Regions from separate parts of the Mus musculus genome. Here region 2 is linked to region 1. A link is a contact called in ENCODE Hi-C or POLR2A ChIA-PET data. All regions are on one chromosome and are shown on one strand. The core of a region is the stretch at or near the end of the contact, and the rest is flanking DNA. Distances in the headings are between cores, read along the strand shown.

Evidence for each region. Hi-C counts contacts between places; a loop is a spot of excess contacts on that map. ChIA-PET counts read pairs that join two places held with the same protein, here RNA polymerase II (POLR2A).
Region 2: a map of left cerebral cortex shows a loop between it and region 1 (8-fold over the local background). The contact joins the promoter of Atxn3 here to the promoter of Trip11 in region 1. A Hi-C loop is called at or near these places in 10 of 37 maps with a recorded cell type or tissue (gastrocnemius, heart and left cerebral cortex). POLR2A ChIA-PET finds 5 or more read pairs at or near these places in 3 of 5 experiments (Patski and embryonic stem cell).

The regions. Positions count from the first base shown.
Region 1 is chr12:101,910,716-101,916,444 of GRCm38, forward strand. Trip11 (thyroid hormone receptor interactor 11) reads right to left here and starts at 2,456. Exons shown (of 21, transcript NM_028446.1): 1 at 1,975-2,456. The coding sequence starts at 2,113. Gm20036 (predicted gene, 20036) reads left to right here and starts at 1,952. Exons shown (of 2, transcript NR_152255.1): 1 at 1,952-3,262; 2 at 3,880-4,938.
Region 2 is chr12:101,955,583-101,961,311 of GRCm38, forward strand. Atxn3 (ataxin 3) reads right to left here and starts at 2,661. Exons shown (of 11, transcript NM_029705.3): 1 at 2,552-2,661. The coding sequence starts at 2,575.

The DNA of each region.
Region 1 (5,729 bases), core at 1,206-3,705:
TATGAAGGCTCAATGCCCCAGTGTAAGGGAATGCCAGGACAGAGAGGTGGGAGAGGGGGAGCCGGGGGGTGGGGCACCCTCATAGAAACAGGGGGAGGGGGAATGGATAGGGGGTTTCTGGAGGGGAAACCGGGAAAGGGGATAACATTTAAAATGTAAATAAAATAGTCAATAAAAAAAAAAAAAAAGAAAAATGGTGAGTTCTATTTGTTTAAGAGTGCAGGAAGCTCTCTGGTGAGGAGAACAAAATAAACTCTTTATCAGGTTAGTTGGTAACTATTTTCCAGTTTAAGGTCAAAGAAATACCAGATAGTTCCTATCTATAATACAGTGAGAATCTAGTCTTTCCCATAGCTATCAGCCCTTTTCTGCTTTTAAAGTCCCATGGCTCTTTACTGGACACATGAAGGCCTCTTGTTCTCATTGTCCTAAGTCATGAACCTTACCAATCAACAGAAGCCCAAGAAGTAAGACAGGTTTGGGGAGTGATCCAGTTTTCCTTCTAAATATAATGACTTTTTCTATCAAACCATTTTACTCTATTTCCATCCAATACGCACAGCTAATAAATCATGATGAAAAAACAGGAGTTGGGAGTATAATTCAGTGGAGTGTGCTTACCATGCATGAGGCCTTGGGTTCAATCTCTAGCTAGTCTTTCCCACAGATTAAACCAGAACAGTAAGCTGTTCATTTATAAAGAAATAAGACTGTCCTAGCGTGGTGGTACTCACTTGTAATGCCGGCACTGAGAGGCAGGGGCAGGAAGACTGGCAGCTCCAGGACACCCTAATCTACACTGCAAACCTTGACTAAAACTTTAAAAGTATATATTATTATTATTGTATTATGATATGGATGTGTGTCTGTGCACAATTTGGGTGCCTACTGCCTGCTGAGGCCTAAAGGTGACACCCGAGTCTCTGAAAACAGAATGAAGTTGTGAGCTAGCTACCTGCCACTGGGTGCTGGGAATAGAACCTGGGTTCTCTGAGAGGGCAGCCAGTGCTCTTAGAGGCTGGATCTCCTCACTTCCTTGCTTAACAAATGTCAAGAAATCGGAAGAGTAATTAACCTAACCACTGATTACAATCGAATTCTAGGTCACTATTCATTAGGACGGCAAGATGATGACTTCAAAAATAAGGGAAGGAGCCTGGCCAGGTGAATGGGTGAGTAAAGGTGTTTGTCGTTCAAGCAAAGTAAAAGGAATTCCATCCTCAAATTCCACCTAAAGGGGAAAAGAGAACTCCACAATGTTGTCTACTGGCCTCCACACACGGGCGATGAGGTAGACACTCATGCATATGTGCATCATTTACACACACACACACACACACAGAGAGACAGACAGACAGACAGACAGAGACACCACAATATTTTTCAAGTTTTAAAGTGAGTAAAGGTAGGTAAGATTCTCAAAAGATAAAGTTCTCCAAAAGTATGGGAGAATGTGCCATCCTACACAAAACTACGTTTTCAGCTGCAAAGTGTCTTCAAGATGAGCAAAATTAGAAAACAATTGAATAGAAAAACAGCCCTATTCCCCTAACAACGTGCTAAAGCCAGATCAAGTGTTTAATCTTGAGTAATTAATGTTACAAAGTATTTGGGGGGAAGGAGGGCAATTGCCATACTTTAGTTGTCATACTAAAGGAATAGGATCAAAGTGAGATCAGCCCCCAAACTATGGGCGAAGTAAGTAATAGGCATGGGCCACCCAAATAACCCTATTCGGCATAGAAACAGCAGGTCCACTTCGCTGAGCTATCCAGCGTATTCAATGAGGGGAGAGGTCCAGAATTCTCCACCGTGGTCCTGAAGGCTGGAAAAGCGGCTACGGAGGTAAAGGGAGGAGAGCAGAGAAAAAAGCGTGGAGTGACTCCTTCGGGACCCGTCCGCGTCTGCCGACCGACCGGACCCGGAACCAAGTGGATCCCAACCGAGCCCCACCGCCCTCGCTCCAGCTGTTACCTGGCACATCCTCCGTGCCCTCCAACAGCATATCCTTCGTGAAGTTCGAAATCTGGCCAGTGAGGGAAGCCAGGCTGCCCCCTACTTGACCGAGAGACTGGCCCAAGCCGGAGCCGAGGCCCCCGAGCCAGGACGACATCGCTGCGGGTGGACACGTCCTCTCCAAATGTCCCTGGACGCCGAAGCTGGTGCGGATCCAGACGCTGAGGACTCGCAGGACACGGCACTCCCACCAACGGCCGCGTCAGAAAGCCGAGGCCCGGCCTGACGCTTCACCAAGGGTTCGCCGTTGTGGACACCGTGGGCCCCGCGAGGCCTCTGCTCATTCCCACGGCTTCCCGCCGTGCGGCTGCACTACTTCTTTCTCAGCTTTACTGACTTTCCTCAGTTTCGTGGGCCAGTCCTGCCAACTCAACGCCGGCCGCCATGACACTGCCGGGAAAGCGGCAGTGACCATAGAGAAGCTTCGCGATAGCGTAGAAGGGCCGCTGCCAGAGGCGTCCCGGGCGCGAAGGACCGTGGGATCGCGGAGGACCAAGTAAATGGGCCAGCCAGATCCGTGACTTCCGCGTAACCTGCGGAACTTTAGGTGGAGACCGAAAAGGCAGTGGCGGCGGCGGTGGCTCTTCCCACCTGCGCAGCTGCTTTTGTTTGTAAGAGGAAGTAACCCTTGACAGTGCCTTCTGATCCTGTCTACAAGAGCTATTGCATCGCTAGGATTCGATAGGGTCGTCCCACCCCACAGGGAAGCAACCTCAATCCATCTGCATTACTCTATTATCCAGCGTCTGCGGATATAAGAGCATCCGTGCCAGAGGGTTGGAAACGAGGCTACAAAGCTGAAAAAGCGGGTTGCAATTCAAATGTCCAGGCAGAAAACCCTTGTTTTGGTGTTTGTTTTCAGTTACCATGCACTTAAAGGATTGTGGGATCCCATGACCGCCTCTCAAATGATCCCTCTCTGAATAATTTTCACCAGATATCTATTTGAATTTAGGGGTTGCCTCCGAGGGTTTTTCAGCTTCCGTGTCCCAGAACAAGGAATTGGACAGAGACACGTGGCTAGTAGTAAGGAAGACAAGAAAATGAAGAAAAGACACACACCCAAGAGAAGCAGCAGGCCAGAACACTGTCATTGGGGGTGGGGTTGACGAGCTACACTTTCAGCTTGAATGATGGAGAATTTTTGGTGCTGAAGATCAAATCCAGAGACTTGTACAGGCATTGAGGCTTTTCGGCTTAGCCACATCCTCAGCCCTTGTTTGAGATAGGCTCTCCTATAATCCAGGTTGGTTTTGAACTGATGACCCTTCTGCTTCTACCTCATGAGTACTGGATTACAAGAATGTACCATCATGCCCAATACAGTGTTTTTAAGTGTAGTATATATAGTCGTCAAATGATTTAACATGTCTACTGTTAATTCTGGGCACTAGGGAATGTTAGGGAGAAAGTAAAACAGGGTAAGGTAAGGAGAGTATGGGCATGCCACAGTAGGTTGAGCCCTGGGGATGTAGAAAATGGCTGAGGACTCCACAATAAGATAATCTTGCATAGAGACTTGAAATGAGCAAGTGAGAGATACAGCTATGGGGGGGGGGCGCTCCCATATAGCTTATCTAGACAATAAGACATAACTGAGTATAATAAAGTCCCTTTGGCTGGAGGCCCCTGGCAATTTTGAGAATTTATAAGAAGGCAAGGATGGCTTAAGAATGAATTGGGGAATATTTGTAAGTATGGACCCAGAAGGCATGAAGAAGTTGAGTCCCAAGGGCCCAGTAGCCCATGAACAGGACTCTGGCTTTTATTCCGTCTAGAATGATGAGTGATGAGTGACATGAATTTAGTTGGGTTCATGAATGACTGAAAAGTTTAGCAACTGTAATCTCCTTTTTTCTGTAGGTATAAATCCTCTAAAGCTCCGTGTCTGCTGGAACATGGTCCAAGAATGAAATCCTGTGAGAATTCTGGGTGCTTAGGAGAAAACTCTAAGACAAGACCAGAATCTCATGACCTTATAGGGGAATTTTAATCCAACACCATGGGTGCTCTGACAAGGGATCACATCCAAAGATCTTCTAAGCCCACAGGAACTGGGCAGAATACAGAAAAACCCTGGAATACAGTATGGTCTGGCTGGAATACAGACACACCCTTAGTACACACCTCTAATCCCTAACATGAAGATAAGGCAAGTTTGTAGAAGGAAGCAGCCTTGTTTGAAAGTGATGTCTAATTAAGGGACAATGTGACGAACCAGAGAAAGATTTGACAGAATGAGTCAGAGATAGGATACATCCAACTCACAGAACAGCAGAGGAAAGAGGCTACGAGAGAGAGAGAGACAGAGACACAGAGACTGAGACAGGGAGACAGGTGTGTGTGGAGATTTTACCAGGATGGTTTTACAGAAACAGGTTAGACACAAGTGATGACAGAAGGAGCCAGAGAATGAGAAGGAGCCAGAAGATTAGAACATGTTGCCAAAGTGAAGTATAAAGCCAAGCAGAGCAATTCAGTCAGAAACCAAGAGAAGACTGAATCAGTCAGCTTGGAAGATTAGATTGTACGCAGAGGCTTGAAGCTTCCTAGCCTAGGCCTAGGGATAGAACAGGCAAACACTCTGGGCTCAGCCCAAGCCCTGTATTCACACAGCTTGGCTACAGCTCTCATGTCATCCCTTCATCTGAAGAAATGAGTGACATTTACATGACCTCAGCTTCCTCAAAACCCCTGAACTGGAATGTGCTTATGTGTGCCTCCCAGGTGTAGTGCATTGAGTGAATTTACTTCAGATTATTCATTGCAACTGGCTGTTGGTATTTATTTAAAAGCCTCTATGGGAAAAACACATGTTCTTGCATGGTGCTTGCCCTTGTGATTGACTGTACACTTTGCTCATGTGCCTCTTAATCTTCATAGTATGATGTCTGAAGACCGGAATAAAGTTGTCTATTGCGTGAGATTTTAGTCTGCCTCATTTTACAGCTCCATTCTCCAGGCCTCACCACTTCTAGAGCAGTAAACACACGTCGATAAAGTCACAATGTGCTACAAAATCAATGGAGTTAATGAAGAAGATGCAAATGTAAGATTTGCACCATTTTTTAGGACAAATGAATGATAACATTTGGGCTAACATCTAAATAAGTGCTTCTCAACCCTCTTAATGCTGCAGCCTTTTACTACAGTTCCTCATGTTCCTCATGTTGTGGTGTAATGTTGCTACTGTTAGGAATCTGGCTAGAACCATAATGTAAATATCTGATATGAAAGATATGTGATATCCAATCCCAAAGGGGTTGAGAACCGCCCCCCCCATTCTAAAACTTCATTCAGGGTTTTTTTTTTTTTTTATAGCCCAAGATCCTTAATGTTATACCCCGATAAGTAGTATGCTATCGTGAATGTACTTCAAAAAAAAAAAAATAGGAGATCATGAGAGGAGACTGTCAAAAACTGGGCTGAAGAGATAGCTCAGTTAAGCAACATGCTTGCTTCACAGACATGAGGACCTAAGTCTGACTACCACATCCACATAAAAAAGGTAAGTCATGTAGCATAAGTATGTGCCACGCTGCTGGAGAGACAGGAAGGGCACTGGGGCTTGTTGACCAACCAAGCAAGCCTAACTGGTAAACTCTAGGTCAGTGAGATACCCTGCCTCAAAAAAGAAGTATGGCTTTCCTGAAGAGAGCACCTGAAGTTGTCTTCTGACTGCCACATGAACACACATACACGCACACAAACAT
Region 2 (5,729 bases), core at 1,411-3,910, 45 kb after region 1:
TTTTTTTGGATTTTAATGGCAGAGTTTCTCTGGATAGCCCTGGCTATCTTAAAACTCTCTCTGTGCCTGACAAATACAGAAGCAGATGCTCACAGCCAACCATTGGACTGAGCACAGAGTCCCCAGTGGAGGAGCTAGAGAAAGGACTGAAGAAGCTGAAGGGGTCTGCAGCCCCATAGGAAGAACAACAATATGAACCAACCAGACCCCACACCCACACCCAGAGCTCCCAAGGACTAAACCATCAACCAAAGAGTACACATGGAGCGACCCATGGCTCCAGCTGTAGCAGAGGATGGCCTTGTAGGGCATCAATGGGAGGAGAGGCCCTTGGTCCTGTGAAGGCCTGATGCCCCAGTGTAGGGGAATGCCAGAGCGGGTAGGCGGGAGTGGTGGGGGGAAGTACTCTCATAGAAGCAGAGGGTGGGGGGGGATGGGATTGGGAGTTTGTAGAGAGGAACCAGAAAATGGGATAACATTTAAAATGTAAATAGCTGGGCGTGGTAGCGTGCACCTTTGATCCCAGAACTCAGGAGGCAGAGGCAGGCGGATTTCTGAGTCCGAAGCCAGCCTGATCTACAAAGTGAGTTCCAGGACAGCCAAGGGTATACAGAGAAACCCTGTCTCGAAAAACCAAAATAAATAAATAAAATGTAAATAAATAAAATATCAAAAACAGGTATACCACCATTGCTGGCCAAAAATAATTTTTTAATGCATTGTTTAAGTGCCCTATGTTAAGTTTTAATCCCAGGCTTAGTGGCTGAGGTACCTATTTAACATATGGAAGTGGACCTGGCCTCCAGGTTGTCCCAGCATCCCTTAGTCCCTCCTGTTACAGGGTATGGCTGGTATACCCGGCCCTCTACCCTGAACTCTCCAGAGCATGGACTATGCTGCCCTTCCCCTAGTGGCTCTTGCCTATGTAATCCATACATTTTGGTTACCCACCCTCTTTTTGTATGGTTTGCAACTTTGGCTCCTGGCTGCTGTATTTCCTTCCCTTTTCTCCCTTCCCCTCAGGGTCAAGACCACTCTGGGTTCTCCCAAATATGTCTGCCCCTGGCTCTGCTCTCCCAAATCTCTTTAATAAACCTTCTCCTCCGCCATCCCTAGGAAAAGTCATGTCCTTCCCATTTCTTTTTTCATTCACCCTAGAGATGACTCAGTGAGTAAACGGGCTTGCTAAGAGCCTGAGACACCCGGAACTCACACCAAGTTGGGAAGAGAGAACTTTATAAAGTCCTCCCTGACCTCCACACCAGCACATACACACAAACAGTAACTTTTTTTTTTAAATAGAATGAATGGCAAGAGTCTCATGAAGCAGTGTATACAGTGTTCAAAATATAACATGTTTAAAATGGGTCTTATTCCAAAACCTTTGGAAAATTAATTACAAATGAATGTGGGGAGGGGGCCGGGAGGGGGAGCTCACTCAGTCATAGCACGTGGCCATCATCCCAGCCAGCTCTCAGGAGGCAGAGACAGGACGATGGGAGTCTGGAGCCAACTTGGGCTACAAGAAATCCTGTCACAAACTAACTTGTTCCAGTTCCAAAACACTCAAAATGTCTTCTTAAGAGCACTTCATTTAACAACGTCCTTAGATTCACATCATTTTTGTCTTTTTGTTGTGCGTGGATTTTAAACACTATGAGTCAATGCTCCTTTACAAGTGATAAAAACAAAGGCCTTTGCTCCCAACGAAATAATAGTCTCAACTAGCAACCCTCTCCAAACCTAAAATGATTATGAAACATGGTTGTCCGAGAAACACCCAAATGACTTGATAATTGTATGCGAACATAGACCAGTTTCTCAAGATGTCACAGCAATACTTTTAAGCGTAGTCACTTAGGAATTAAGGTGAGGAAGAGACTAAGCCAAATCACACAGTAGAACGATTCTAATCTATCCATAATACCTAAAAACAAAGCTGGCCTCCTGGTCCGGAAAAATGGGAGAACAACCCAAACATCCCCGTAATAAAAACTCTTATGACGACTTCCCTCCGGGGTTTCCTACTTTACTTCCGAAGTGTCAGGCCCTTTAATGGGAAAGCCACGGTCACAACTGCAGAAAGACGTGGGATGGATAATCAAGATCTAAATGCATGGAGCATTCCATTATAGAACTGAGTTGAGAGAGAAAGTTGGATCTGCCAGAGGACAGGTTAGGGGGCGTGGGTGGAGTTGGGAAGGGTCCGCCAGGTGCTGAAAAGGCGACTCGCTAGACTAGACCCTAAGAGAGAAGAGAGAAGAAACCCGAAAAGGTGTGGCAAGTGGACAAGGAACGCCCGCGCTAATCCTCCGGGTGAAGCCCCCCGAAATGCCCAGGCTACCCGCCCGGTCTTCTAGGGCGAGGGTGCCGGGAACGCATGCGGGAGGCTTCACGAGCGGAGCCATGGGGAGAAGGCAGGAAGCACCCCTCACCCAGCCAGGTCGGGATGGGGGCGCTCGGGCCCCGCCTGAGTTCCTGAAGCGGCGTCGCTGCTCCCCACGCCCGCCGCCGAGCCGAGGACGGCTCCCCACCGAACGCCCACACTCACTTTCTCGTGGAAGATGGACTCCATGTTTATTTGTCTGGAGCCAACGGCCCCGGCGCGGAGCAGCCCCCTCCAGCAGCTCCGCCCCCGGCCCCACCCCTCAGCCCCGGTCCGCCCCGCCCTAGCCACGTGCCTCTCGCCAACCAATCACTACTGCGGGCGCACGTCACGAGGCACGCGAACCCGGGAGCACGGGACACGTGACCTGGGCGGCGTTGGTCCTCCCCGCGGCAAGCGTGATGCTGCGGCGCCGCCTGCTGTGCGGAGGAACTTCTCTACGCGGGACAATCTTGTGATTCTAGGGTTCTAGAAGAGAATCCTCGCAGCCAAGTTTTAGGTTCTTTTTTTTCTTTTTTTTTTTTTTTTCCATCTCCACCTTCTTTGGTCCTTTCTCCTCATCTTTATGTGAGCAACTCCTCTCCCACTGAAGACTTCATTCCAGAAGAGGCATTCTCCACATACCTAATATTTGTGTAAAAACTATAGCTAATGTTTAGTTAGGACTGACTTAGAATAGTCCAGTTGTAAGCGCAATTTAATACGGCATTTTTTGATGTGTGTGTGTCTTTTGTAATATTATACAAATAAAGAAATGTAGGTACGAAGAAATTAGCACAGCACACTGTCCAACATAGTTGGCTGTTGGAATGAATATCAGGTCCTGGGGTAAATACGCCATCTCTGAAGGAGGAAGCGTTGGTGAGGAAGTGAAAAATCCAGCAAAATATTGAGTGGCTCGCGCAGGGGATGGGGGTGGGGAGGGGGGGATTGACAAAGATTAAGCGTTGTATTGGGCGTTGTATCTTGTATGGTGGAACCATTTTAGGTTCTTCAATGTAGCAAAGGCCCAGTCTCCTAAAGGCTCATTGTACCTGAAGGTAAGGAAGGCATATGTTGTGTTGGAGGACAGCTGCTCTATGCCAGCCTGTAGCCAGGGTTACATAGGAGGACCCTGTCCACCACCTCCCTACCGGGAAAAAAAAAAAAAAAAAAAAAGCTACAGGCGGTTAAAGATTTTTAAAACTAGAGACATGGGGTCAAATTAGGATTTTAGAGGATCACTGGGGAACAATACTTGAAAGGCATTTGGGGAGAAATGAAGAGACTCTGGTGGTCAGGACTCCAGTAGTGATTTGAGAATGGAGAGAGACCACTTTGAAGCTTTAGGAAACAGAAGACTTTGATGAGGGACTGGGGTGGGATGGGGGTATTGTTAGGAAAGACTTGTGGGTTTCTGCTCTAGGTACCATGTAAAGCAGAAGTGATACTCCAACCAGAAATACTTTACAGAATGAGTAGGGTCTTGGGAAGAGAAGAAAAGGCTTTTAATTTAGAAAATACTGAGCTTAAATATCTCTGCAACTAAAGGTACTTATGATGGTTTGTATATTCTTGGACCAGGGAGTGGCACCATTTGGAAGTGTGGCCTTGTTGGAATAGGTATGACCTGGCTGGAGTAGGTGTGTCACGGTGGGTGTGGGCTTAAGACTCTCACCCCAGTTGCCTGGAAGTCAGTCTTCCACTAGCAGTCTTTGGATGAAGACTTAGAACTCTCAGCTCTGCCTGCGCCATGACAGCCTGGATGCTGCCATGCTCCCACCTTGACGATAATGGACTGAACCTCTGAACCTGTAAGCTAGCCCCAATTAAATGTTGTTTTTTTTATAAGACTTGCCTTGTTCATGGTGTCTGTTCACAGCAGTAAAACCCTAACTAAGACAGTCCTTCTGTAGAGTGATAGATGACAGGCCTGGAGTTTTCAGAAGCTGTTTTAAGCTGTGAGGTGAGAGTCATTGCTGTTTAGAAGGGCTGGAGAGATGGGTGTGTCCTTAAGAGCATTTGCTGCTTCTCTTGTACAGGACCTGGGTTTGATTCTCAGAACCCACATAAAGGCTCACAGCAGTTGGTAACTCGAGACTCAGGGGATCTGTTGCTTCTGCAATGTACCTGGGATGCACAGGGATGCTCAGACAGTCACGCAGGCAAGCACCCCTACACATGAAATATAAAGAAACAAATTTAAAACACAAGGTAACTAAAACCATAAACGCTGAGTATAATCTTAGAGAAAAGGAAGAGATTGAAAAGAGGATGGAGAGCTAAGCCCTGAAGATAGAGCAGTAGGCACAAAGGGTGCAAATGCTGCTGAGTGTACTGAAGTGGAAGGCCCACGGGGGAATGCTTCAAGGACAAGTCCGTGTCACATGCTCCCAGGAAGTCCAGGGGCAGAAAGACTCAAAAGAAACTGCTCAGTTTTGTTGTTGAGATCATTTTTGTGAGACAAGTTCAAGAAAAGAAAGGAAGTGAGAGGCAAGAAAATAAAGACTGCCAGTGACAACCAGCTAGCTAATTCAAGGAGCTGCCATATCATTTGTTGACTATTTTGTATGCAGTTTCCTCTTGAGATAAAACAAAAGGTAGAGCTGTCCTTATTGGAGGGAAGCTCTTTACCACAAAGGATATTCTAAAGGGAGATGAAGTCCATCATGCAAGGAAGCTAGTGAGGTCATAGAATATTCTAAGAACAGGGAGAACATTTAGTCTTACAGAAGGGTGTCTTTAGCTCAGAAAGTAAACAACTAGGAGGCTTCAGGAAGTCCCTGAAACTGACAAGATTCACTAGGCTCCTCCTTCCCCAAGCATACATAAACAGTAGGACTACTGAGAGACACTCTCCAAGAAGCAGAGTTGCCTAGAAGAGGCTCACATCAACTGAACTGCCTGCAAAGATGAGCCACATTGCCTGTAAGGGACATTTCACTCTGTTAAGCTATCTGCAAGGTATGTAGTGTGACCCATGTTTCCAGATTTTGTGAGCTGTTGACTTGCTGGAGTGGGCTTTGGTGTCATTTCTGCTCCAGTTAGTAATCTCAATAAAACTGATTGGTTCACCAAGTTGGACTTTGGTGGTATCAGTTCTCTGGGTAGATGTTCACAGTTCTCCAGGAACAGTGTCACACAACATGGGGATAGCCTATGTGCTTAAGGAATTGTGGCTTAACCAGGAAAATACAGCCTCCTAACAAGAAAATGCAGTGTTTACTAGTGTTTTGATTTTTTTTTAAGATGTAATTGTTCAAGTGAGTATATGAAGCTGGGCTACTATAAGTGGCTGCACAGGGTAAATTACCATCAGAGATTAAATGCTCAGTTATGGAGTCTGGGGAGTCCAAGGTGAAGG